3 separate regions of the Mus musculus genome follow, and all the other regions are linked to region 3. Evidence: chromatin loops called from intact Hi-C (ENCODE). Cell type or tissue: left cerebral cortex. All regions are shown on one strand. Each heading gives the region's core, and the rest is flanking DNA. Links, peaks and the distances in the headings are about the cores only.

What was found. Peaks named below come from ENCODE experiments on the same cell type or tissue, not always from the same donor. Only the 100,000 strongest peaks of a DNase experiment are listed, where the experiment ranks them.
Region 1: it touches region 3 in a loop (2.0-fold over the local background); 3 of 42 quality-filtered maps call a loop at or near these places.
Region 2: a loop joins it to region 3, with 2.1 times the contacts of the local background. A loop is called at or near these places in 3 of 42 quality-filtered maps.

The regions. Positions count from the first base shown.
Region 1 is chr12:117,325,198-117,330,670 of GRCm38, forward strand. The region is part of intron 1 of Gm5441 (predicted gene 5441); the gene reads right to left. Among named protein-coding and RNA genes, the nearest start is that of Gm5441, 9.1 kb to the right of the region's middle. In left cerebral cortex, for the core only: a CTCF peak has its summit at 2,165; no DNase peak of the experiment used is centred there.
Region 2 is chr12:117,032,969-117,038,441 of GRCm38, forward strand. The region is part of intron 12 of Ptprn2 (protein tyrosine phosphatase, receptor type, N polypeptide 2); the gene reads left to right. Among named protein-coding and RNA genes, the nearest start is that of Gm10421, 120 kb to the right of the region's middle. In left cerebral cortex, for the core only: a CTCF peak has its summit at 2,454 (motif pointing right); a DNase peak (open chromatin) is centred at 2,477.
Region 3 is chr12:117,151,809-117,157,281 of GRCm38, forward strand. The region is part of intron 12 of Ptprn2 (protein tyrosine phosphatase, receptor type, N polypeptide 2); the gene reads left to right. Among named protein-coding and RNA genes, the nearest start is that of Gm10421, 3.3 kb to the left of the region's middle. In left cerebral cortex, for the core only: CTCF peaks have their summits at 727 and 2,313; DNase peaks (open chromatin) are centred at 1,140, 2,024 and 3,128; H3K4me3 peaks cover 3,461 bases; H3K27ac peaks cover 2,875 bases.

The DNA.
Region 1 (5,473 bases), core at 195-5,194, 170 kb after region 3:
TAGCCAGGCATGCTCCTCCCCACAGTTACCTGGCAACAACAAGGTAGCCCAGCCCACTATAAAAGGGGCTGCTTGGCCCCTCCTCTCTCGCTTGTCTCTTCTCTCTCTCTCTCTCTCTCTCTCTTTCTCTTACTCTCACCTTTCACCCTCCTTCTCTCCCCCCAACCTCCACCTCTCTCCACATGGCCATGTCCGGCTTCTACTTCTCTACTCTTCTCCCTCTCTCTGCCTTTCTACAATAAACACCTTGAAACCATGGACCGTCTCTTCTCATCAGGATCCACCAGGCTGGAGCAATGGAGCAGGTTTCCCTCTAATGAGCCACGTGTCTAACCTCAGCCAACCCAAGTCACCCGCCAAGCTAGCAGCCTGAGCTAGCCAGACTCTTGCCTGCCCAGAAACCACCCAATGCCTTCCCCCCTGACCCTTCTCACTTAGGCCCCAGGGATGATCAAGCTGCCCCCAGGGCGCCCACTTTGTTCTCAGCTCTTCCTGGACATCTAGTGGTGCCTGAGATGTCCAAGACTGAGAACCTGTTATCTCTAGCCTCTGTGAGACCCAGAAACCCTGAAGCCAGCTCTTCCACGGGTACCCAGTGGTCTGTGGTGCATGGGAGTCTGGGTTGAGACTGTGCCTTCCCCATCCCCTGGAGCAGGGTCTGGCAGCAGTACTGCTGGGCCCCGTGGCTGTCTCCCATGTCTGCCCATCCAGTCTCCCCAGCTCTGGTGGGATGTAGGTCCCCCCAACCTTATTTCCTCATGCCCAGCACCCAACACTTTTCTATTCATCAGTGACAAACTCACTGAAAAAGGAACACATTAAGTCCACAAAACCCCCAAAACTACTAAATAAAATACCTAGGAATAAACCTAACAATAGAGATGTTACACAGTCATTTCCTGTTAATTAGAACATTCCATACAGGAGGGAAAAGCTCCTTAAGGCTCAGCAAGTAAACAAAACTGGCAAAACTCAGAATTGACAGCTCACAAATCTCAGGAAGGTCATGAAATGTATGAGTCACGAACCTCTCTCAACTCATATAAGCTGTGATAGCTACTGAGAAGAAGAGGCTCTTCTGCTGTCCTGCTGCCTGCAAATCGTTCGTGGGAGTCCAGTTATGGAGCTCTCCTGAGTTGTTATCAGTGCCTTTCCTTGGTACAACTGCCTTTGAGTCCTTTGGTGGGCTCTTGTAAGTGAAACAATTCCATGAGACTAACAGTTCTCCTGTCTCCCACCATTCTTCTAGAATGAAATTGGGTAGATAGTAATGAATGTTCAACACAGGAGAAATTTATAATTCATGATTAACAACTTTAGAAAGGAAAAATAGCTCATGATAGGAAAGTGGCAGTTTATGAAACAGAACATTTTTGAACACTGCTAGTAAGTAAGAGGATGCTATCCAAGGGATGTTAGAAGTGTTACTGGCCCAAGAAGCTTTGCATCTCTGAAGGGCTTGGCTCCTATTCAACAAATCAGAAAGGAAAGATAAAACAAACAAACAAACAACAACAAAATGGGAATCAAATGTGCAGGTGAGCAAAACACAAATCACTGTTTGTTATGAGTGTGGGAAAGGAGATGACCCGTCATTCACCACTGTCTTTGGCATTCTCTGATGTGCCACTTGTAGGGTCATGATACTGAGTAGTGACTGCTGGATGCAAAGCTCCCACTCCTCACTAAAATTACCAAGGGGACAGGATAAGGGCTGTCATCCTCTCAACCTGCAACTCCATGTTAACTCAATTCATTTGAGCATAAAGGAAGACTCACCAATTTACTTCTGTATGAATATGTGCAAATTTTCATGTGGGTGCACACAAATATTCAAATGGGTATGTGCTTTGGTGTGAGCATACATGTGAGTGCATATGAATACACATGCATTGTGCACATGTATGTGTGTGTGTGCAAGTACCTGTATGTGAGCATGCATGATTGTGTGAGCATGTATGTGAACTGTTTGTGCATACGTATGTTTCTATATGTGAGCGCGGGTACTAGTGTGTGCAGACACACACATGTGAGCATGCTTGTGTGAGTGAATCTTCAGAAGCATGCAGTGATCTGTGCAGTTGTTTTCTTTTGTGGAGGCTCCCTCTTGTGACCACTGAAAAGGTTGCGGCATGAAACTGCTCTGGGAAGAGATTTTGTTTTTCTTTGTGAAGCACTTAGATTCTCGGTGTAGAATAAAAATTGTCACTAAGCTACATAGACAAATGAGGGATTTCTCCTGAAATGTTTTATCTGTGTCTGGATAGCTGGTTTGGAGGTTAGGGGCACTTACTGTTCATTCTACCAGAGAAACAGATCCAGATACCAGCACCCATGTTAGTCGCCACACATTTTAAAAAATAATAAAGCAAATTTGAGGCCAGTCCAGGCAACACAAAACCTCACTTCAAAAAGTAAAGTATTCATTCAGGACTGGGCTGGTGAGATGTCTCAGCCAGTGAAGAGCCTTCCCTGCCACACAAACCTGCCAACATGGATTCGATCCCCAGAACTCACACGAGTGTAGACAGCAGCTCAGGCTGGTCTCAAAATCACCATCCTCCAGCTCAGCATCCCAGGCACATCTATGCCTGGCTCCTCATATTAGAGTTTAGAAAGCACATTAAAATGTTCAGCTTCTCTAACCTGATTTCATGGTGCATGTCTTTATCCCAGTACTCAGAAAGTAGAGGCAGGCTTATCTTTCCCACCTATGTATACTACATATGGAAATTCAGGCCAGAAAGAGATACACAGTGAGACCTTGTCTCAGAAAAAAGAATTAACAGGAGTAGGAGAAAGAGGAGAGAAGGAGGAGGAGGAAGAGGAGAGAGGAGGAGGAGAAAGAGAAGGAGGAGGAAAAGAAAGACTCTTTGCTCTTCACACATCAGTTACCCACAGTAACACATCTCATAATGTGTTTGTAAGCTGTAATTTCATGTTTAAATGTAGATGAGGTAGTTTATCTTTAAAATGTCCAATTATAGATGCCACTGAGAAAACTGGGATGGCTGTGATGTTCTTACAGTATTCTAAGTCTTTGAATAATGAAAGCACTGCATCTAATGTAGAGCACTTGGTTTTGAAATTGTTCTTGGGATCTGGCTAGAGCTGGTCATGGGCTTTCATCTGGACACACTCTTCCCCTCATCTAACTCTTCTTTAGTGGTGGGGAGTTGCTATAAGAGAGATCAGATTTGGGGTTTGTTCAGCATTGGTAGCAGATGTTCATGGGTCACCACTGGATTTCCTCAGAGAATTTCTTAACTCTTCATTCCTTAGGAGCATTGGCAAGCTGGAAGGATGGCTCAGTGGATAAAGTGCCTACTGTGCAAGTATAAGGACCTGAGTCTGCATCCCTGAAAACTGAGTAAAAGGAAAAGCACAGGCATGGTACCAGGTGCCTGTAACCCTAGCACTGGGGGACAGAGAAGGGCAGATCCAGGGACCTTACTGGTTAGCCAGTTTCTCCAAAGTTTTACCCAAAGTTTAGTGAGAGACTGTCTCAAAAAGTGAGGTGGATATGGGCAAGAGAAGGGAGATACCCAATGTCAACCTCTGCCTCTGCTGAGGCAAGCACAGGTGCACACATATGCACACTCGGGCTTACACACAGGTGCACACACAGGTGTCTATACAGGTGTACACACACAGTTGTATACACAACTTCACACAGGTGTATACACAGGTGCACACAGAGGTGCACACACATGTAGGAATGCACACACACAGAGCATACCTATTGGATTTGTTGCTGTAGCATTTATCTTATAGTGTTCATTTTATTTACTGTGTCACCTAAATTGTTACAGAATAAAAATCAAGTTTTCTCAGAAGGCTTACTCCTAAAGCCTACATTCATATTATCAAGTTTTCAATGCATATTCCATGTTGCTTCTCTAACTCAATCTTGCTCTTGAATAACTAGTTTTGTGGTGTGCTTCTGTAACTGTAGAGGGCAGTCATTTAAATGTCTTTGTCAGGAGGATTTTGCTAATTCTCATATAAAGACACAGAATGTTTTAGAAGACTTCCCCTTGTAACTTCCTGGTTTCTGTATGTATGTACAGGTATATATTACCAACTGGGAGTTTTTTCCTGTTCTGTGCTGAGGTGGCCTTCCTGGGAGTTCATAGCAAAAGTTGGGGGCTGAGGAGGAAGAGATTTAGGAGAAAGGAAAAGAAAAAAAAAACCTTAAGTCCTACAAAGGAAGGGAAATCCATGGCTCAGCTGCAGATGAGGCCCTAACAATGGCTGGGTATGAAAATTTACCATAATCAGGGAATGTTCAGCACCAGAGCTGCTGGCATCGGGAAAAACTTTTAAAACAAACACTGGACAAGTCTGTCTTATTCTGGCTCCTGGGTCGACTCAGAACATGTGGATGGATAGGATCCGTCTGAGCGCTGTGGGAACAGAGAAGTTGAGCAATTTCCCAACCCTCCTGGAGAGAAAGGCTGTTTAACCTAAGAGAATGAGTGGAAGAATCAGTTCCTGTCAGCACAGCTCCTGAGCCATTAGGGACTTTTGTCTACAACCAGCTGAGCTCTCCGTAAGCATCAAGGATGGCAAACAATACGTGAGGAAAGGAGTTGCTGGCGGAAGCAGGTGTAGGAGAGGCCATGTTTGATGCTCTGTTCACGGGGCCCAGTAAGGATGTGTTTGCAGGAGGGTTAAGGAAAGAAAAGACTTATGGCTGGAGGGATGATTCAGAAAGCAAAAGCACTTGCTACTTTCACAGAGGGCACAAGTTTTTCCAGCACCCATTTGGTAGCTCATGACTACCCGTAACTCCAATTTCAGGGGATCTGACACCCTTTGCCCATTGTCTCAGTAGATCACCCCATGCTATGAGAAGGGATAAAGCATGAAGTTGGAAAGATGGCAGAGAGAGTTGAAGGGAGAGACTAGGAGGTAGGTAAGATGAGATACATTGTGTATGTGGGTAGAATTTCCAGATAATAATTGAAAATTAAATACCAAGAACCAAGCCAACCAATAAATAAATTGAACAAACGAACTGACTGCAATTCTCAATGTATGAAGCAAAAATGGACGATGAATAGTTGTAAATGTGTTTGGCAGCCTTAGCAGCAGGGAGCTGCTTTGGGAGTCTGCCTCACTACAGTCAGAATGCCTCTCATCAAGGAAACAAAAGACATCAGATGCTGGAGAGGATGTGAGCAGAGAAGAGATCTGATATGCAGTTAGTAGGAGAAGGTACTGGTGCAGCCACTGCAGAAGGTAGTGTGATTTCTCAAACACACACACACACACACACACACACACACACACACACACACACACCTAAAATTGGAGTTAGAGAGCAGAGGACCCAAGTTCAATTCTCAGCACCCACACAGTATCTGAAACATCTGTAACTCCAGTCTCAGAGGATCTACTGCCCTCTGTTGGCCACAGCAGGAACTGCTTGCATGTGTTACTTGGACAGACATGCAGACAGAAGACCTAT
Region 2 (5,473 bases), core at 195-5,194, 120 kb before region 3:
CTCCTCCCCACTGTAAAGGAAAAGAAAAACAACAGTGTAATTTCATGCCAGCTAACTCCTAGCTATTGCAGGGTTAAAATTGTCCATGTTTTTGCTTTTGTTGACAATTACCATAAATCAGAAGACACACACTCTGCATGAAGCTTTATGAAATATGTATGATTTTGAAGAGGAAAGATGGTGGCTGCTGGATGTAGCCCTGCGTGCATATGCTCATGTGTGCATAAGTGCCCATGTGTAGGACACATGTGTGCATGTGTGCATGTGAGTGCCCATGTGTAGGACATATGTGTGCATGTGTGCATGTGTGCATGAGTGCCCATGTGTAGGACACATGTGTGCATGTGTGCATAAGTGCCCATGTGTAGGACACATGTGTGCATGTGTGCATGAGTGCCCATGTGTAGGACACATGTGTGCATGTGTTCATGAGTGTCTGTGTAGGACACATGTGTGCATGTGTTCATGAGTGTCTATGTGTAGGACACATGTGTGCCTGTGTGCACAAGTGCCTATGTATAGGGCACATGCGTGAGCTGATGATATTTGCTTGAAGCTATGCTCTTCCCAGGTATTTGAAAAGAAACATATAAACAAATACCCATCTAGGAAACAAGGCTGCACAGAAACCACACTGATCCTTGTGGTCCCAGCAGGAGTCATAGCCCTTCTGCCATGAACAGACACATCACTACAAACATCCCCTGCATTCAAGTCTCCCTGGACCACAAGCCCCTGAGAATAACCATTGGGAGCCAGGACCTGGCCTCCCTTAACTTACTGACAAATTCCTAGGAGGACTGAGCCCTGGCTAAGATCCCAGTGTAAGATGCTAGGGCATCAATCACAGAACCACAGGAGGCAGTCTCTGTCACATTTGTCCTCTAGTGACATTGACCAGGATTCAATAGGCCACTGTAACTTTGATAGAGGTCAGGCTGTGGATATAAGTACATATTGCAGAAATCCTTTCCTAACTTACTATCCCATGTTTCATTCCACTGGTCTCCCCATCCCCATGGAAGTAGAGCTAACCATGGGGCAGCTGCTCTCCCCACCCCTGGGCCAGATGGAGCCAACCATGGGACATCTGGGCTGTTTTGGAGAAGTGTTTGAGGATGTAGTTTCTAGAGTCAGATGTTGGCCTATATACTGAATCTCCTCTCACAGCTTTTTTGGACCTAAGGAAGGTTGGCTGGAGAACCAGAAAGGTCTCCCATCAACCTTTGTAACATGTGCTCCTGGCATCTGGAGCCAAGGTCTCCTTCCAGCTCACTTGAAACTACTGTCCACTGAGCTGCTGACTCTGATGTTGGGTCCAGAGGTATTTGTCCCTCTGTGGATGAAGGGTAGACATACTGAGAGGAGACCTGAGGAGCCATGAGAAAAGCCAAGCTCTTGATATACACACCTGAGATTTTTTTTAACCACCATAGCACCATGTCCTGTAGCATGTTCAGTGTTGGGTGAGGGCTACCAAGGTCCACCAAGGCAAAGGACATTCTTCTCAAAGTTCACCTTCTTGTTCTTGGGTAACTCTGGCACTTTCAGTCTAGCCTCTACTCTTCTTAGACTTCATTGGCTCCCAGCACCCATCCAGGGCACAATCCCTCCATGGCACATTGTCACTAGCCCCAGACTCCTGTCCTTTATCTTCCTTCCCAGAAAACTCCTCTAGTCCCAGAAGTGGGAAGCAGTCCATGCTACCTCAGAGCATTCATCTCTCTACCCTGTCCTTGACCGTCTCGCATGACTGGTCATCCAGAGGAGTCTGTGGCTGAAACTGATGCTCACTCCTCCGGGCCTACCTGCCAGGCACTGTGCATTCCTTCTAGAAAAAAAAATGTCTATTTGTGTTCTTTGCCTACAAGGGGAGCTTTTCAACAACTGAGGCCAAACAGGTGCTAATATCCACTCACATTTGCCTATGAGAGGACTGATTTGTGACAAACTCAAGCATTCCAGAACTTAGCTAAAGCCACACCACACCCATCTCTGTGGATAGCTCTGCCTTGGGATCTCCAATGTGTATTTGTCCTCTGGACATTGAGAACTGAACCCCAACAAAAGGCTACATTTGTCTTCAGCCACTGGCCTCACCCAAATCCACATAAAAAGTTACCTCAGAAATAACGGGCATTTTCTCATGGTAGTTGGGAGTAGAAAGGACTTTCTGAGGCTCCCAAATAGGTCATCCTATACAGACATGAAGGAAGGAAGGAAGGAAGGAAGGAAGGACTGGCATGGATGAAAGTGGACTATAGGGATTTTCAGAGAGATTGTCTATCCTGAGTGTGGTCCAAAAGAATGTTAGCAGGTCATTTAGCAGATAGCAGAGCAGGCAGAATCACTCAAAGCACACTGCAGGGAAGGTCCACTGTGAGGCCATGGGCAAGCTCTTCCTTCCTGCACAGCCCTGCGGGATCTCAGCCTCTGGGTGGTTCCTACACCTGCACCGCTGCCTCTCCTGCAGCCACTAGGGGTCACACTTACACATCTCTTCTGAACTTGATAGGCTCCTGAAATTAGGGTGACTTAATCCTCTGTGAGTTGCCAGGAATTTACCAGGACTTAAAGGATAAGGGAGGGAGGGGAAGGATGTGAAGAGGAGATGGAAAAACAGACAAATGGGAAGGCTCTGTGAATATCTGTGTTTGGAGTCACCTGAGTTCCAGAATTAAGACCTTGGCTGAAAAGGAGTTAGCGTGGACTTATTTTCTAATACTGGAACCTGAATGGAAATTTTCCATCCACATCACATCAGAACGAGGATGCTGGACCCTGAGCAAGGTCATCCAAGTGGTCTCTGTACATTTTTTCATCTCCTGCTATAAACATAGAAGCCTAGGTATAAGCAAGCAGAAGATGTCAGTGGTGTCCTGAGTTCCCATCTAAGGCCTGTAAATTCACTTGCTTTTCTTCTTGCCACAGCTTGCTCCAAGACTTCCTGAGAGCTATGTGCAGGCCATACCCACCCTTTTTCAAACACTTAAAATTCAGCCACCGCAAGAAGGTCCACAGGTCTCCTAGGACAGGGTGTGAATGGTTGCCAACTCCTGCAAGTCTCTTCTCTCTAGGACCTCTTCTGAGAAGAGCTACCCACATCTGTGTCATGCTTTTCTTTTGGGTGTAAACACACAACTCCCATTGAACTAAGAGGCCACAAGGGATCTACTTGGTGAAAAGGGTCAAGGTGGGGTTTTCAGTCTGTAAACCCAGAGCCCCTGCCCACCCACTTGGATTTCTAAGCTCTCTGAACAAACCCTGGGTATCACAAGTCATGCTGGGAGGCCCAGCAAGCAGAGTCACGTGCATGAGCCTCCTCATGGGTAGAGGCACCAAGAAATGTTTGTACGGAAAGCTTGATATCTCAAATAAAAGCTCTTTCGGGTGATGTGGAGAGGTAGCTCCATTGGTAGTGTTTGCCTGGCAAGCACAAAACCTTAGGTTTGAAATTTACCACCATGTAAACTGGTATGCTCACTCATGCTTGTGATCCCAGCACTGTGGAGGTAAAGGTATACAGGACGGAAGTTCTCATTGTCCACAGAGTAAGTTCAAGACCAGTTTAGGCAACATAATACCCTGTCTCAAAATAATAATTAAAACCACCTTGACATCATGGGGAAAATTAAAGTTTTAGTTTCTTAAGCTTGTTCTAAGATCTAGCAAATGAAAGGGACCCCCCCCCCCCCCGAGGGGAGTATGTGTTCCAGGGCTGAGAGTTTCCAAGAATGTCTGCTATCCTGTCATGTCCTGTCTTCTCTGTTGGAACCAAGCACACAACGTACACTGTAGCCAGGATTCTTTTTGTTTGAAGTATATCAGCCAAACCGAAAGTTCTTTTTGTTTCATCACAGTTTTATGCACAAAAGGTTCTGTCCTACCGTAGATCTTACCTCAAGCCAGCATACAGTCTTCTTTCTTAAATTGAAAATTTTCTCTACTTCATTTAAAGGAAGCATTTGGCTTCTCTTTGACCCATCTAGATGACTAGCATTGTGCCCCCCATGGTTGTGATCACAGTTAAGTACAACAAGCCTTGGATATAGAAGCAGTTGATCTGATAACTGATATAGTTGCTAGGTAACCAATGAGGAGATAGCATATATGGCCTGAGTACTCTGGACAAAGAGCTTGGCCACATCTCAAGTGGGACAGTGCTGGGTAGTGCAAGATTCCATCACACTTCTCAGAACACCGCACAATTTATAATACCAATAAGTTAATTTCTGTAATTTTATTTAATAGTGTTGCACTTTGATTGATTGAGGGTAAATTAAAGTGTGGGAAACGAAACCAGAGCACAGGGGCATAAAGCAAATGTTTGAGAAGTGTTGAGAAGTCCATTAGTCTTCACCTCATAAACTTTTATGAATCCTCATCTGATCGCACATGGAATACAGACAGAGAATGACATGTGCTGAGGGAAATGCTGTGGAGAAAGTTTTGGAACACTTGGCTTTGTCACCAATACTCTGGTAACACTAAATGAATCATGTGACTCCTGCTGGCCTCTGCTTCTTTATAATTAGGACAGGAGAAAAAATGGGCTCTGGTCTTATAAGCCCTTCAGGTTAAATAGTCACAAAAAGAGGACCCATGTCTGTCCCAAGTAGCTAGCCCAGTATATACCCCTAATCCATTCTCAGTCAGTCATTGTAGGATGTGTGGTAACGGATGATTGGATCCATGCATGGTTAAGTGGATATGTAAATGAATATGCTTATGGACAGGTGGGTGGAGAGATGGATGAAGGGAGGATACATGGATCAGCAAGTCAATTCAGAAGGAGGTGATAGGCAGATAGATGGAAGAATGAATGAGCATGTGATTGGTTGGGTAGACAGGTCAATGGATAGAAGAGTAGATGGATGGATAAGGGTGTGTGTTCACTCTTCATTCCTTTGATCTTCGGGGCTAGGAGCTATTCTTCCAGGCAGCTAAAAATGAAGTCTTCATGTCCCATATTCATACTTCCCTTTAAAAGTTAAGAAAATCCTTGAAGTTCATAGTTTTCCTAAGTTAAACCAGGAAGGCTACAGCATATGAGACCAGCAGCTCAGAAACTGTAGTTTCATCTACACTTCAAGGGCCACATGCTGATGTATAGTCCAGAACCTGCAAAAACCACCCTGCAAAGACTGAATGTCATAGGTTTATACATGATATTACAGATTGTCATGTAAAGACCAAGCTATGAAAAAAAACCTATCACATGGTCAGCTACATGGCAGTGACTGCCTGCAGGGAACAGCCCAGTGGCTGGCCCCCTTAGACGTAAGTGAGCCTTGGATGCAGCATCAGACTACCCTCTAAACTCCTAAGAAGAAATCTCTTGCTGCATAGGAATACTCATTCAACCATACATAAACCATGAAGGTAAACCTGGATGCTTTGACCATGTGGATGGTGTTTTCCAATGTTCTACACTAGCCTTTGACCTTATAAGCACAGGATAATAAGCACTCAT
Region 3 (5,473 bases), core at 118-5,117:
CTCCTCAGACTCCAGGTCTCATGTTCTCCTGTGCCAGAGCTCCTCCTGGGAATGGAACGCAAGGCACTGGGCACTCAAGTAGGCTGGGCTCTGAGGATGATTATAGGATTTGAGAAAAAACACCTCGGTCCTGGTCTTTGCCAGGACAGGCCTTTAGCTAACTGGCCTCCGTGCCCTGCAGAGTCCTGGGCCTGTTGAGGGCGCAACAGAAAGGGACCACTCTAGCAAACCTGATGGAGCGCCTCCGGGTTGCCATGCCGCAACCGATTTTAAGCAGGGGGTGGGGTGAGTGGGGGTTGGTGAGATGGGAGAGTGAGGGTTGGTGTGGGGGGGGGAGGGTCTGCAGGGCCTATCCTCTAGCATAGGGGCATCCCATACCCAAGAGACTATTGGGGAAAGCCCAATTTATACTCTTTGCCACCCCTCAAACTCAGCTTTCCCATGAAGTTACCAACTGCCTCTTCCAAACCACTCAGGCCTACAGGATTGGTGCAGGTTGTGCCACCGTCTCAGGCCTCTGGGGAATCTCTCCTTCAGCCCCTGTAAATTAAAGCTAAACAAAAGAGTTTAAGCCGGTGACCAGGGGAAGTCGTCCTTGGGAAGAGCACCAGCTTAAGCAAGCACTTGGTAGCACTGGACCCTCCTTTTGGGAGCCTGGTCCTTTCCAGGCTGTGGAGCTCCAGCCTCTTGCATTAGGCAGGTCTGGGGCTTCGCCCAGGTGGATGAAAAGGCAAGGCGGTACCAGCCTTTCCTGGCCCGGCCTGCAGTGGGGGCTGCGGAGTTTGTTCTAGGGTCCAGGAATTGGCTCTGCAGCCTCTCAGTGTGAGGCAGCAGGGTGGGAGTGGGGGGGTGTCGACCGTGCAAGCCTTCGTCTCCAGCTGTCCCAAGTGCCGGGAACAATGGGAAGGCGGCAGGAGAAGGGATTGGGGGGGGGGATGCGTCGGGGTTTCCTGAAAAAGAGCCCTCCGCAGACTGTCATCTGTGTATGACAAAATCTGCTCCCCCACACTTTCCTTTCTTCCCCTTGTTCCTGCAGCTGTGGGTCTTGAAGAGCGTATTGTACGCACAGATGTTGGGTTTCGCTCTTAGGCTCCTGGCCGCTCTGTGGGGGCGCAGCGCACCAGGGTGTCCAACCTGTGGCCATGCCCGGGGCCAAACAAGGGTTGGGGAGGAAGACTGTGGGAAGGGAAAGTCCGGGAGCCTCATGCAGAGAGTCGGAACCCAGAGGAGGACTCTAGAGACCGCTTGGCTAGCATAAACCCTCTGGAGTCCTGCCCCAGGTCTGCGCTCACGTCAAGTAATTGGGTAGGCTCCAGCGACTGGAAAGGTAGTCCTGTATCCTACACACAGGCCCCCGGGGGGTCGGGCGGCCATCTACGGTGATGACAAGAGCTTAAAGATGAAGAAAGAAATGCTTTTCACTGCTGCCTCAGTCAAACATATTGGGCTGGTAGTCCCACAATTGGCCTGGACCGAGTGGTGGCAAAGTCTCATTAGCACCTGCTTTCAACAGACTGCTCCCTATGAGCATCTGAGTCTTAGAAACTGGGGTTCATGTACAGTATGTGGTGGTGGGAGGATGGGGATGGGGGAGTCCCTTAGGTAATTAATGTGCTTCTGTTTGGAAAGGCGAGAACGGGCTCGGTTTACCGTAATTTTTTTTTTCTCCTGGAGAGTCTCTAGGAAATACTTCCCCTGCCATAAGCAAAGGTCACAGTAGGGCCATGAGGGGCGACTTTTCTAGTTGAGGCTTCATTCCCTCACCCTAATGCTACTCTGAACTTGGCCAGAAAGAAGTGCAACTCGGGAATGAAAGAAAGAAAGACTGAAAGAAAGAACCGGTAAAGGCCCAGGCTCCGGCGCGGTACCAATGACTGACAAAGCTTATGTCCATTCATAGTCTTGGGCGGATGAGGGTGTACGGAGAGCCGCGGCCCCTTAGCCAATTGCTGTCAGCAACATGTGGGGGGGGGGGGGAACGACATCGCTATAGCAACCGGTGGCTGGGCCGCGAGCCGCGCCGCCGTCGCCGGCCGGGTGCGCGCGGGGCCGGATATAAGGCGGGGCGCGGCGCCCGCGCCGGTTGGAGCTGCGCGCGCGGCCAGCCGCCTTGCGGGGACCGTCCCGAGCCCGGCCCTGCACCCGCCCACGCAGCGTCAGGACCCGGTGCGCCTAGCCAGGGGGCCGGGTTGGGGCGGAGCACGCCGGGCCGCACCGGCAGGCCTCGCAGAACTGCCTGCACCCTCGGCTCGGAGCGAGTGCTACGGCGCGCCACCGCTGGGACGCGCGGCACCTTTGTTTCCACCCGCCTCCTGAGAAGTTTGTGGTCAGAAGCAGGATGGCCCCTCTCGTCAGTGGCTTCAATGCAGGGAAGCAGTTGGTTGCGATGATGGCGCTGTCGCCAGCGGCCGCTGAGCCCCGAAGCGGCTTAGCAGGGCGCACACCCCCACCTCCTGCTTTCTTGGGCATCAAGCGTCCTCCCTGCTGCAGGTAACCAGGGATGGCCAGCCTTGTCGTGGCACTGAGAGGGGCGGTCGGGTGGGCCCTGGCAGAGGAGACAAGAGTGGGGTGGGGCAGAAAGGATCAAGAGTAGATACCCCCCCGGCCATCACCAAGCTTAGTGCTGGCAGGGCGCAGAACAGAACCTTCCAAGGGTTGAGGGTGTGCTTGAGGGCCCCAGATACAGGACTGGGCGTCTTGCCTAGTTCAGAGGGTAACTGACTTGCCACAGGACACATGTCAAAGGTCCGGCCAACAGGAAATACCACCTTTGGAATTATCTCCAGGTGGGTCTGAGGCGGAGTGCCCACGATGGTAGTTCTTTCTGAGCGCACAGATTAGAAGGGAGAGACAGAGGAGACTTCCCCAAGGGATAATGGGATAGTGGTCTGTAGGACTTCTCTTGAGTACTCCTCTCGGCTTGTCATAAGGCTGGGCCTCTGGGAAATTCAGAACTTGAAGAAAACGGCCTCGAGGATGAGAGGAGATGGAGACATACGGTATGATGAGCAAAGAGGGAGGATGGATGAAGGACAAGATGAGCAGCTAGCATAAAGGGGACTGGTCTGGGGACGTTTTCCTCTGGCAGCATTTTGGAGATCTCTTTACTCTCTCCTTTCTGGGGTCCCGGGTGTGCTTCTGTGCCATTTGATAGTCCCAGCTGGCGGCGAGTTAAGAGGACCAAGTGGGCCCGGGGCGGAGCGTTCAGAGAAGCAGGTGGGGGCGGCCCAGGAAAGTGAGGAGTCCTCTGACTCCCCAATCCCAGCCTCTCCAAGAATCACCTTTGAGCTTCTACCTCCCTGCCCCAGAGGGATCCTACACTTTCTCCCACCCTTATCTATCCGAGACCCCCACCCCCCGGGCGCGCCAGGTGGGGCGGTCGCGTACTCGCCAGAAAAACTTCTGACTCAGAGCTGTTAGAACAAGAGCTTATTTATTTCATTTCTGACTAATGGTTTGGTTCCTAAAACCCGCCTGTTTTGCGGTTAAAGAAGCTGCGCCCCCAGACATCTGGGTAGCCCCCAAATCAGCATCATTGACTTTTAAAGCCGAAGTCCCTTTGCGTCTTCGTTGCAACGCGACGCTCCAGGCTGGACTGCTTTAAAGAAGAGGGGTCAGTATAAGGATTGCCAGGGCCCTGTACGTGGTAGAACTAGGTGTGTACTGCAGTCCACCTGTCGAGCCTCACCGTGCCTCTGCCTGCCTGGGTCCTATCCCACTCAGTTTCTGCTCAGTTCTTCAGTTGTCCATCGAAGTCAGCAGACCTCGGGCTTTCTTAGGTACCAGGCATTGCGTGTTACTGCTGGAAACCGAGAGTCTTCCCGATCTGGTGTAAAGGGCTTAGTGGTCCAAATGGTTTTCACCAAGCCAGGATGACAGATTTTAGGAATCAAGCAAATATGAGGAAGCAGAGAAAGGAGGTTAGGGTTAGTGCCCACCAGCCCCCAGCCTAGATGCTCCACTCCTAAAGTGCACAGTGGCCCAGCTGGGGAGTGCTAGTCGGCCACGGTAGCGCTGCGGTGCTTTTGGTATTTTGGGGTGGGTACGGGCCTTGTTGGGGACATTTACGGCTCCTGCGAGCGCGCTTTGTGGCCAGGGAGGCTGGGCTGTGGCATTGTCCCAGCTAGGACCCTCTGGGGCTGTGAATACTGGAGGCTCCCGGGAACCCACGACCTTTTGTGTCCTGCGCCATGGTCTGATCTCCACGACCTCTACAGAGATCTTGGGAATTAGTGAGGGGGAAGGGACAGGGAAACCGGGGTGAGAAAGCAGAGGCCTGTGAGGGTCAGCCTCCCCGTGTGGGGGAGGGGACTTGTGACTGCCGCCATCCAGCTTCTTAGTCCCGCGCTTGACTCCTTCCACAACCCGGTATTGACCAGCTGGGCAAAGCTGGGCAAAGCCAAGGCCTTTACGGGCATGAGAGCGAGTTAAGCTAAAATAAGATATTTCAGTCTTGAAGGTAGTTGATTCTTGGGGTTGGGGCTAGTTCAGGACTGGACTGGGACAGTACGGCCAAATATCCCTCTCCAATACCAGGACATCACCCTAGAAAACTCCTGAACACTCCAGGCCTCAGGCACTAAACAAGCCAAAATATTGGCCTGCGAAGTGTTCTGAGGGTACCCGCTGCCCAGTTTTGAGTTCTGATGTAAAGAAAACGCAGCCAGTGGATCGGAAAAATGCAAGGGGGCAGGTTCCCTCTTTGGATAGATCCATTTGGCCTCTTCTCTGCTAGCTTAGCTGGTTCTTCCACCCTGTTGTGGTTAACAAGCAACATTAAAAATGAGTTCAAAGAACTCTCTCCTCCTTTTCAACATCAAAATCATGAATCTTCCCTCATCTTAAAACAGAGCGCTTTTTTCTAGAACAACTATTTTAGGAGTGTTTCAAGATAGCAAATAAGTTATTATCTTTTGTATATTCACTTATGTATATGCCTGAGATTTTTCAACAAACAGCCTATTTTTAAAAACAGCACATAACTTGTTTTCATTAAAGTTTATGCTTAAAAATAATTATTTCTTGGGAGATTCTTCTGCTCATATAAGCTTTTTTTTGTGGCTATTTGAATGGCAGATTTGCAAGTACAATTTCATCTGTAGAGGGGAACAATAGCTTTCAGCCGCACAAAGGCCTTCTCCCACCCTGAATTCAGACCGCAATGCCTCTTGCTCTGATAATAGCTTCTGAAAAGATTTTGTAATGCAGAGAATTAATACATGATTATTTCCGCCTGACTTCTCTCATTTATTAGAATTCTGTGGCAAATTCCAAATTAAAAATAGTTCAGTTAACAGCTTTAAAAAATACTCTTAAAATATTTCAAGACACTCCTCTCCCCCTCCCCATTTTTAAGTTTGGTCACTTGTCCAGGCTTGAAAAATATTTTGCTAAAAACTGTGATCAGTTTTAAAGTGGTGGTAACCATATTTTAACAAATTTAATCTTAGTAAAATTAAAAAGAAATTTCCAA